2 separate regions of the Homo sapiens genome follow, and region 1 is linked to region 2. A link is a loop called in an ENCODE intact Hi-C map of the cell type or tissue named here. Cell type or tissue: endothelial cell of umbilical vein. All regions are shown on one strand. Links, peaks and the distances in the headings refer to the core of each region. The heading gives the core; the rest is flanking DNA. Region 1 overlaps CCDC178 (coiled-coil domain containing 178). Region 2 overlaps CCDC178 (coiled-coil domain containing 178).

Region 1 (5,395 bases), core at 319-5,318, 68 kb after region 2:
TCCAGTCTATCATTGATGGACATGTGGATTGGTTCCAAGACTTCGCTATTGTGAATAGTGCCGCAATAAACATACGTGTGCATGTGTCTTTATAGCAGCATGATTGATAATCCTTTGGGTATATACCCAGTAATGGGATGGCTGGGTCAAATGGTATTTCTAGTTCTAGATGCTTGAGGAATCGCCACACTGTCTTCCACAATGGTTGAACTAGTTTGCAGTCCCACCAACAGTGTAAAAGTGTTCCTATTTCTCCACATCCTCTCCAGCACCTGTTGTTTCCTGACTTTTTAATGATCGCCATTGTAACTGACGTGAGATGGTATCTCACTGTGGTTTTGATTTGCATTTCTCTGATGGCCAGTGATGATGAGCATTTTTTCATGTGTCTGTTGGCTGCATAAATGTCTTCTTTTGAGAAATGTCTGTTCATATCCTTCGCCCACTTTTTGATGGGGTTGTTTTTTTCTTGTAAATTTGTTTAAGTTCTTTGTAGATTCTGGATATTAGCCCTTTGTCAGATAAGTAAATTGCAAAAATTTTCTCCCATTCTGTGGGTTGCCTGTTCACTCTGATGGTAGTTTCTTTTGCTGTGCAGAAGCTCTTTAGTTTAATTAGATCCCATTTGTCAATTTTGGCTTTTGTTGCCATTGCTTTTGGTGTTTTAGACATGAAGTCCTTGCACATACCTATGTCCTGAATGATGTTGCCTAGGTTTTCTTCTAGGGTTTTTATGGTTTTAGGTCTAACATTTAAGTCTTTAATTCATCTTTAATTAATTTTTGTATAAGGTGTAAGGAAGGGATCCAGTTTCAGCTTTCTACATATGGCTAGCCAGTTTTCCCAGCATCATTTATTAAATAGGGCATCCTTTCCCCATTTCTTGTTTTTGTCAGGTTTGTCAAAGATCAGATGGTTGTAGATGTGTGGTATTTCTGAGGGCTCTGCTCTGTTCCATTGGTCTATATCTCTGTTTTGGTACCAGTACCATGCTGTTTTGGTTACTGTAGCCTTGTAGTATAGTTTGAAGTCAGGTAGCATGATGCCTTCAGCTTTTCTTTTGGCTTAGGATTGACTTGGTGATGCGGGCTCTTTTTTGGTTCCATATGAACTTTAAAGCAGTTCTTTCCAATTCTGTGAAGAAAGTCCTTGGTAGCTTGATGGGGATGGCATTGAATCTATAAATTATCTTGGGCAGTATGGCCATTTTCACAATATTGATTCTTCCTATCCATGAGCATGGCATGTTCTTCCATTTGTTTGTGTCCTTTTTTATTTCATTGAGCAGTGGTTTGTAGTTCTTGAAGAGGTCCTTCTTTCTTTGGTTCTTGGGCCTCTGGATCAGCAGAGTTATATCATGAGAATGGGAAGCAAAACTTTTGGTAGTGGATCAGTAGGGATAATAGTGAGTGGAGCCACTTCCATTTATGCCCCTTGATTTATGCACCAGTAAATGGTGATTGTGAGAGAAATAGCACCATGCATTGGAGGCTGATTTAGAGTAGATATCACATCCTAGAGGACATTGCCCCAGCTCTGTCCCCTGTCTAGAGGACAATGCCCCAACTAGGAGGCATTGCCACCTAGTTGTTATCATAACTGAGTGCTCAAAAGGCCATTCCACCATTATATCAAGTGCCTGCTTCAGGATGATGGGGAACATGATAAAACCAGTGACTTCCATGAGCATTGGCCTATCAATACATTTCATTTACTATGGAGTGAATTCACTAGTCAGAAAAAAATGCTGTGCCAAATGATAAGGCATTCTGTATGTCTGTGGTTGTCAGACAGGGGTTACTCTGCTGGCTGCAGTGATTGATCCTGACTACCCTGGGGAAATTGGGCTGCTACTACACAATGAGAATAATAAGGAGGCCCTCCAGGGCCTCTCTTTGTACCCCCATGTCTTGTGATAAATGTCAATGGAAAACTACAATACCCCAATTGATCAGGATTGAATAGACATCACTCTTCAAGAATGAGGGTTTGGGTCACCCTACCAAACAACTACAACTAGATGAAGTGTTTTATAGCAGGGAAGGCAAGTCCATATCTAGATTAAGTGTCTCTTTCTTTTTTTTTTTTAATTATACTTTAAGTTTTAGGGTATATGTGCACAACGTGCAGGTTTGTTACATATGTATACATGTGCCATGTTGGTGTGCTGCACCCATTAACTCATCATTTACATTAGGTATATCTCCTAATGCTATCCCTCTCCCCGCTCCCCCCACCCCACGACAGGCCCCGGTGTGTGATGTTCCCCTTCCTGTGTCCAATAAACGAAGCAGTTTAGTGTAATCAACCTGCAACCAGGTAGCTGACTGGTCACCTCAGGGAATGTTGCCATATCAGGGACTCAAGTTGGTCTACGTTGCTGGCAGATTAAGGACTCTGCAGTGGCTGTATCCAGGTCAGCTTTGGTGAGTGGAAGTCAATGTTGCTGAGCCCATGCATAACCTCCATCCCATTAATTGCCATAAACACCATGGCCATTTTGTTCAGAAGCTCATTGGACAATGCCAGGCGTGGTTGAGAAAAGAGGCTAATTCATAATTGACTGAATGGACCATCTTACCCACTTGATTTCTAAAATCTTCTTCTGCAGAGGTGACCTTTTGGTAAATTTTAATATGAGACACAAATATCTTCATTTTTTGCCCATTAAGAATGGGCAATACATATTTGTCTTCCCCAGACCTCCTTTTCATCAATTTTCTAACCATGCCCCTTAGTAGTCCATGGTCATCCAGCCAAACTATTAACCACAGACCATCAATTGATATAGATTCATGCCCCTGGCTTTTTCTCCATCCAGACCAAATAAACAACTAGGTACACTGCTCATAGGAAATGCTGCCCACTGGGGGAATCCTCCTTCACCATTGTTCTTCATGGCTGTCCCAGAAAGTGATTGTAGTGCTATAGCTGTCTGCTTTCAGGTGATGTCTGCATATAATATAGGACCCTGTATCAACCAGGCCTGAGATTTTCCTGGTAAATTTTCTTTAAAAGAGAGTAGGCTTTTCCTGGTAAAAGAGATTCAGTGTGAGAGGGGCTTTGACAGGGGGTTCTTCCCTGCTGGCTTGAAGCTGGAGTGGGCCACCTGAGTGCATTTCTAGTTGCTGAGAGCAATGCCTGGCTGACAGCCAACAGGAAAACAGGAACCTCAGTCATACAGCTATAAGGAAATAAACCCTGCCAGCAATCTGACGGACTTGAAAAGTGAGCAACGGCTCTGGGTGTTTTCTGAGTGAGAACTCACTCCAGCTGCCACCTTGTGTGTCAAACACTAAGCCGGGAACCCAGCTGGGCCATGCCAGAATTTCTGACCTACAGAACTGTGAGATGATCCCTGGATGTTGTTTTAAGCTGCTTACTTTGTAGTGATTTGTTATGCAGCAATGCAAGACTAATACAAAGCCACTCCCTTGTCTATCCACAGTTTCATTTCTACAAGATTAATTTAGAACATCTTTGCCTTAGACTTTTCAACTACTCTTTGGAACCTTGGTTTTCCTTCCAAAGCATATGTTCTTAAAAGCATTAAGTGGGAGTAGATTTGGCCACCACAGTTATGACCCAAATCTCCCAAATTTCCCTGGTGGTAGCTTGAGGTTTAGAAAGGTAAAGCCCCCTCTGTAGTAGCTCAGCTTTGCAGACTCTCCTGGGTTGGTAAATCTGTGCAGCAGATTCTAGGTTAATAATTCACAGGTCCTGATAATTACCTTGACGGCTAAGCTCAGTGTGGCAATTCCTTGAAGAGTAACTATCAGAAAAAATTAGGAATATTTTGTGGTAATATTTTTTATTTTAAAAGTTTCAAGTTGAAAAACTGTCAAATTTCATTTGACATCAATTTAGTCAAAATAAACTTAGTAAGAATTAAAATAATCTAATTTGCAATAAAAGAGTCATCATGTATACTGTAACTACTTGAAATGCACTTATCCTAAATAATAGATTTTAGCAGATTCCTTTCAGAGAAAAATGGACCTGGACTGAGGCAGAACGATTAACTCCTTGAAAGGACTCAGAATGTGCAGGAGCACATCTGGGGTCTATAGTGAACTACTATGGTCACTATAGATGGTCTATAGTGACTATCAGCAATGGAATGCTAACGTAGCAGGGCGGCGGCGGGGGAGGTGAAGTATGCAAATGTATGATTTAGACATACAGGTAAAGTAGACAAATTTTTAAGGCTGTATGAAGAAAAATACAATCTTTGTTCGGTGATTACTAAAACTGTAGTCAGTATTTGACTGTAGACGCTATGGCTGAAAAAAAATTAAGATCTATCTTGGAAGTTTTTCACAGAACATTATAGTGATCCTAGTTTGAGAAACAGGAGTTTTAAGACTTGGTATCACTATTATTTCTAATAGTGAAAAAAGGATGGTGAGAATTGACTTTTTCATAAAATTCTCTTACAATAAGGCTTCTAAACAATTTCTGGATATAGTACATTTTGATAAACCAAGTTAAATAAAATAGAGCTATGTTGAAACATGATACCATTATACTAAAGATTTTACAGGCTGAGTGCAATACCCATGTATGAAAGGTTGGGCCTAAGTCAGTAACGAACATCAGGGACATGAGTAAATGGCGAAGATAATACCCTAAAACACTTCAGTTAAATTTAAACATTTTTGGTGAAGAAAAGAACCAAGCAAGGAAGAATAGCATTAATAAGAAGCTCAGGATGGACAACTGTTTTAGAGAGGGAAATGCTGGTATATCAGTTTCCTCTCTCTGGTGCAACATGAGATCGTGTAATCAAGAGAAGAATTTACCTCTATTCAATCTACCTGGCTCAACCCCAGAACCATGCAATCCAACCTCATCTATTTTTTGACCTGTAAATCTCTATTATTCAAATGACAACTAGGCAGCCACATTCTTTTTCCCTTGCTATTTTGGCTCATTACATAAAAACTTTGGCCTTTGGAAATATGGAACAGATTAATTTTCTCTCATCCCTCCACTTCTCACTTCTCCTAGGTGGTCTGTCCTATTAGAAGAATGAACAGTGTATTTGACTCTGCCTTTGCTGAGTTTCCTTTAAATAAAATATTTGAATATAGCTTAAAAAATTTAAACATTTTTTAAAAAGTAACTATAGCCCTGTTTCATTTAATCTACATATTGCCAAAGTTTGTGATTTAAGAATTTAACACAAGATAATTGAATGTGAAAAAGAGCTATTTGCCTCATATTCTGCTTTTGGATTTTCTGTGGGCTCCTTTAACTTAGGGACAGATTAATAAGTATGGACTATTAGCCATTAATTAGTAATAGAGTAATAACTGTTAAGTAGTTATTAACCATTATGAACCAATTCTGAATTCACAAAGTCCAATCCCCATTGCAGTGTTCCCCTTCTCAA
Region 2 (5,395 bases), core at 321-5,320:
TAAATTTGGCCTGATCCAGCCTTATTTCACCATAAACCAATATCTTTAGGCTAATTTCTATACATACCTAGCAAGTTTTTGTTTATACAAATTTTTAACATTTTGACATTATTTTGATGTATGTGGTGCATACTTAAAGGTCACATTTTGTATCTGATCCCTGAGTCCTCCCTGAACTTGAGTCTGGTTATAAGCCTAGAAGGAATGAGATGTATTGAGGGTGTGTCTTAAAGAGGTCAGTATTTCTCTGAAGGGGATTGACATTAGGAAATGTCATACAAGAAGAGAGTAACTTCCTTCGTCAGGAGAGAAAGGGTTGCATCTATTGCAAAAAGAGGCTACAGATGAAGATGAACTGAATATGGAGTCATGGAGTGGAGACAGGGTGGGCCATATCATGTGGTTTGGCTCTGTGTCCCCACCCAAATCTCATCTTGAATTGTAATCCCCACATGTCAAGGGAGGGACCTGATGGGAGATGATGGATCATGGGGTTGGTTTCCCCCATGCTGTTCTCATGATAGTGAGTGAGTTCTTATGAGATCTGATGGTTTAAAAATGTTTGGCAGTTCTCTCTCTCAGTCTCTCTCTCTCTCTCTCTCTCTCTCTCTCCTGCCGCCATGTAAGATGTGCCTTGTCTCCCCTTTGCCTTCCTCCATGATTGTAAGTTTCCCCAGCCATGCAGAACTGTGAGTCAATTAAACCGCTTACCTTTATAAATTACCCAGTCTCAGGCAGTTCTTTATAGCAGTGTGAAAACGGACTAGTACAGCATGTCTGTCTGTCCATCACAACCTCTTTCAACTGCTCTCTCTGACTGCAAAGGTCTTCTAAAAGTAAGAGTCAGTGCTTCACTTCCACCTTCCAAATCTGATACCAGTTAACGTATTGGTCACTTCTAATCTAGAATTGTGGAGGGAAAGAGGTTCTGGAAAAGAGTTTCCAAGTTAACAACATGAAAACATCACAGTCTAGCAGAAGGTCCAAATCTTGGTCTCTGGGCAATCCTTTATAGGCTAGGTAGATTCACGAGGATGCGCTGAAAGAAAAAGTAACAATCTCAATACCCCAACATAAAACTAAACAAGGAAACTCAGGGAGGAGAGTTTCTCTGCTGATGAATCATCATATGGCTCCATAGACTTTAACCTCAACTACGTCCTTGTTTCTCTTTTATTAATTATGCAGAATTAGAACATTGTCACTTAAAAATAATCTTTGACTATGTTTTGGTCACTACACATGTAAGAAAATACTTTCTCAGGTTGTTAACACACATACTATGGTCAGTGCGTCTGGTCTACAGACAGAAGAGGTGGTCTGGGATTGGCTGACACCATATACAACTGCTAAGAGTGCTAAGTTGCTATTTAAGATTAAAATACCCAGTTTAAAATACACACACACACATACACACTCTTTTACTCATGTAAGGCAGCTTATTAGATTGAAAATCAGAATAATTTCCTAGTAGAAAGAGTGATATGTAATTTTAAACATTTTGAATGGCAAATTCCAAGTTTTATCATGTACTGTACATATTTATGTGAGTACTAAGCATCTTGAAACAGGCCTCATCAACTACATCATATGTATCTAACTTGAACATATTACAATACTTGACATATATTAGATAATAAATTATTCTTAGAGGCATGACTGAATAGATGAAATATGGAATCATTAAGGCAGATGAAAGATGAACTCTGTAAGCCTGGAGAGATTTGTTGTTGCAGTTGGTGTTGGTGGTGTTGGTAGTGGTAGTGTAGTGGTTTTTTTTTCTTTCAAACAATACCCATTTTCTCACTCTAGAGATATTCTGGTGAACCACCAGAGCAAGAAAATAACGTTGGAAACTACTGACCCATAGGCATTTTAAGATGATACTTTCTATGTAACATCTTCTTTAACCTTCATACAAAAAGCCCAGGTTTTCTCTGCTCTTGTTAAGGGTATTCAAGATTACCTTAAATTAAGTGGTACCAAATCAGAACTTCCCCTTTTACTAAATATATCTAAATTTCTCTTTGTGAGAAAAATTTTTGATGTGTCTTTTCTATATTTGTTTACTGCGATCTCCTTGTGTAATAACCTTCTACTTTTGACTTTATTTTTATTTTGTAACGTTCTTTTTAAAAATGTTCCAAAGGAGGTTATTTAATTTCTCTGCAGACTGTGGTTTCATACTGTAGCTAATATAAACCAGATACTAGAAAAGATAATAATACATACTGGAGTATAATGATTTAGTGTGCTTTTTCCCCTGTGTTTGCATGTTTGCAAAGATTTAAAGCAGTATTCGCAATGTACTCTTACCCCTTTCATCCATATCTCTTTTCTGCATTCCTTCATTTTTTCATGGAAGGTGTTTTCCTTTTTCTTTAAAACAAGACTTTCCCTGCCACACTGCATACTCTGGAAGAAATTGGGGTTTTCTCTTCTTGTTCATCCTTGCAAGTTTCCCTCTGTACTTTCCAGTTTCCCCTTTCTCGTAGTAATTGTGATGCAGGATGAGCACACCCCTTTCCCGACCTTCTCTCAAATGATTTCTTTAAGCTGCAGTGCACCTTTCTGTGGAAGAGGGGGCTAAGGAGTCACACCCCCACATTCACCTGAAAGATATTAGATGGCTATCTTTACAGTATTGCTGTTGTCATACTTTCAGAAAAAAAAAGCTGTGTACAGATCTTTACTTGAGTCTTTTTGGTCTCGTATAGATGCAAATTAACTTTTCTATTCTGCTTCACTTCAGTGCAACTAGTTACAAGAAGCAGTAATACCACAGTGACCTGATTTCAATAAGTAACTGTGAGCAGGTTAAGTAAACCTGAATAATGACCACTTTGCTCCTTGAAAGATGTCAGTTTTTTAAAATTTTGTAATACTTATGTTAATAACTGCACACATTTTCCCATCATTTTTTAGTAAACTATATAATACTTCACTATTACAGAATGTGCTCTGGTAGTTCATCACTAAAGGAAATATAATTGGAAGCAATTGATTCATTAAACAAAATCCTGTAGGATTCTGAGTCTATGAAGTTTTCCCCCAAAAATAGACTAATATTTGAAGAAGGGCACAGTTGAATGCCTTTGGCTGCAGCAACTTTCTATTTTAAACTTACTAGGTTCTTCGTTTTCTGGTCAGTGTATACTGGTTAGTGTATATCTGTTTGGTTGATGGCAGTAATGTATGTATATATTAGACTGTCTTATTATTTAGTCTTTTGTCCTGCCTTCACTGCTTGCCAAGAACTATTGATTGCATTGCTTATTCCTCATATCTGAAACACTGAGTCATAGCTTTGGTTCCTTGTAAGTAGCCGTTACTTTGTTTGCTTCTTGGGTAGCACACTTCCTCTTATTCTGTACAATATCTTATATGTCAAAATTAGATGACAATGGCATTCCGAAGTAAATACATCATGAGTATTTTTTTCAAACAAATATCTACTAATGTTATATACTATGAACAAGAGAGGCATAGTCTCTTGACATAATCTGTGCTTGTGCACAAGTCATTGACATTTGTGACAGGCTAAAACAAAATATTATATACACTAAAAAACAAATCTAAACATCCTCTTTTTCCTTCTTGTTTGAAATCCAAATCTACAGTTCAAACTTAAGCTGAGAATAACTTATTTCCACTAGTTATACTTTAAGCTGTAGACATATTAATAGGTGGCAGTGATTCTGGGCTAGAGTAAACATAGATAGAGAACAGATAAGTCTTTTAAGATAAACTGAATCACTCTAATAAAATATTAAATAGCACATGTGAATCTCCCCAGATAATTTTTCATTGAAAATTCATAACAAGTTCTGTTGCTTCCTAAAGGCTACCTGAACACATCATGAAAATTCTATAGATCAGAGTGCAATGAAGTAAGAGTAATAACCACTGACTAGAGAAACTTGTAGAATAAATCTATTTAATTGCATATTTAAGATGAGCTTGGCTTCTGTGTGGGGGGAGCAGAGCTGAATGCCCTATCACAAACCCAATAGCGCCAGTGTCAGTGAGCTGTGTGAGTTGTCTCTATGGGTTGTAAATTGGATCCCCTCAGTGACCAGTTAATGTTTTCTGTATTTACGGCAGTATTTCTGTTTTTCACAGCCACCAGGGTACTTTGGCAACATAAAAATTTAAAAATAATTTTTAGCAATCATACCGTGCCAATTTTTTATAGTTAAAGGGGCTCATTTAAATTGGAAAACCTGCTAGTCTGAAATTTTCATCTGAAGGATTACCACCAGCCAGAGCTACTTGTCTGATGAGGGTTTCACATGGCTTATCTAATGTGAAATCTCCCATGTGGTATATAGTTTCATTAAACGGTGATCAAGAATACATTAGTTCAAAACAAGAAAAGGCAATGGAGCTTAATCCGCCAGGCATCTTGGCGCAACAACTTTAAAAGAGTTATTGAAGTGAAACAATTTGAGAATTAAAAGTCTTCCACTTATACAAGACTCCTGTCAAAAGCCTAAAAGTCAGCCTTTCCTTTTTCTGTTCTCTGTTTATATACCACAACAAAAAAAGAGCCCCTGAAACAATATTTTGACTGTTGTAAAGCCAATAAAATGCATATATCGGTGAAATAACCTAATCCTAATTTAAAAACCAGATTTATCAAGATAGAAAAATAAAGTAACTGGTAGATAATGTAGAAATAAATAGAAAAATAAATTCTTTAGAGAAAAAGGTAAGAAACAAGTATTGGTGTGATGTAATAAAAACTGAGATTCATATAGCCTATGTTTATGTTTTAAAAACAATAGTATTAGCTCCTCTTACTTAAGAATTGATCATTAAACCAAACGGTCACATTGCAAATATACTTTTTAAAGAGACATTGGGATATATTTATGATTATATATGAATATAAGACAAATGTTAATGATTTTCCATTTTAATGTATAGAAATTCACAATAATGTTAAATGATTTTAGAGTTACACTTTTTTATATATCTCAGTAATGTATAATAGAGCAATAACTAAATGTAAAATTAATTTGACTTGTCATGTTGACATATATAGTGAGAGACTATGCATACATTCCTTTGATCTAACTAATCATTTTCATCTATTAGCACTTGATGAAAAATGTATTAGCTTATGTCAGGAAATTTCAACTCCCAGCACCAAAGATTTGAAAGATTTCTCAACATGCTTTAGCACACAATATAAAGAGTGAGATTTTAAAAATGTTATTACAAGTATATTTTGAAGAGTTTGAAATTTGTTATATTGAAAGATAGTATAAAAGACAGACTTATAATTTGATTTTTTAAAATGTAATCTTATTGTAGTACTTTAGAAAAATTACAATCATCTGAATTTAAAAGATCAGCTTCTGGAAATATCTGCCACTAAATACTTATTTTT

What was found. A loop is a pair of places that touch in the nucleus more often than their neighbours do. Peaks named below come from ENCODE experiments on the same cell type or tissue, not always from the same donor. Only the 100,000 strongest peaks of a DNase experiment are listed, where the experiment ranks them.
Region 1: it touches region 2 in a loop (2.3-fold over the local background); 4 of 110 quality-filtered maps call a loop at or near these places.

The regions. Positions count from the first base shown.
Region 1 is chr18:33,114,416-33,119,810 of GRCh38, reverse strand. The region is part of intron 20 of CCDC178 (coiled-coil domain containing 178); the gene reads left to right. Among named protein-coding and RNA genes, the nearest start is that of CCDC178, 320 kb to the left of the region's middle. In endothelial cell of umbilical vein, for the core only: no CTCF peak of the experiment used is centred there; a DNase peak (open chromatin) is centred at 3,240.
Region 2 is chr18:33,182,304-33,187,698 of GRCh38, reverse strand. The region is part of intron 20 of CCDC178 (coiled-coil domain containing 178); the gene reads left to right. Among named protein-coding and RNA genes, the nearest start is that of CCDC178, 260 kb to the left of the region's middle. In endothelial cell of umbilical vein, for the core only: no CTCF peak of the experiment used is centred there; a DNase peak (open chromatin) is centred at 3,358; H3K27ac peaks cover 2,207 bases.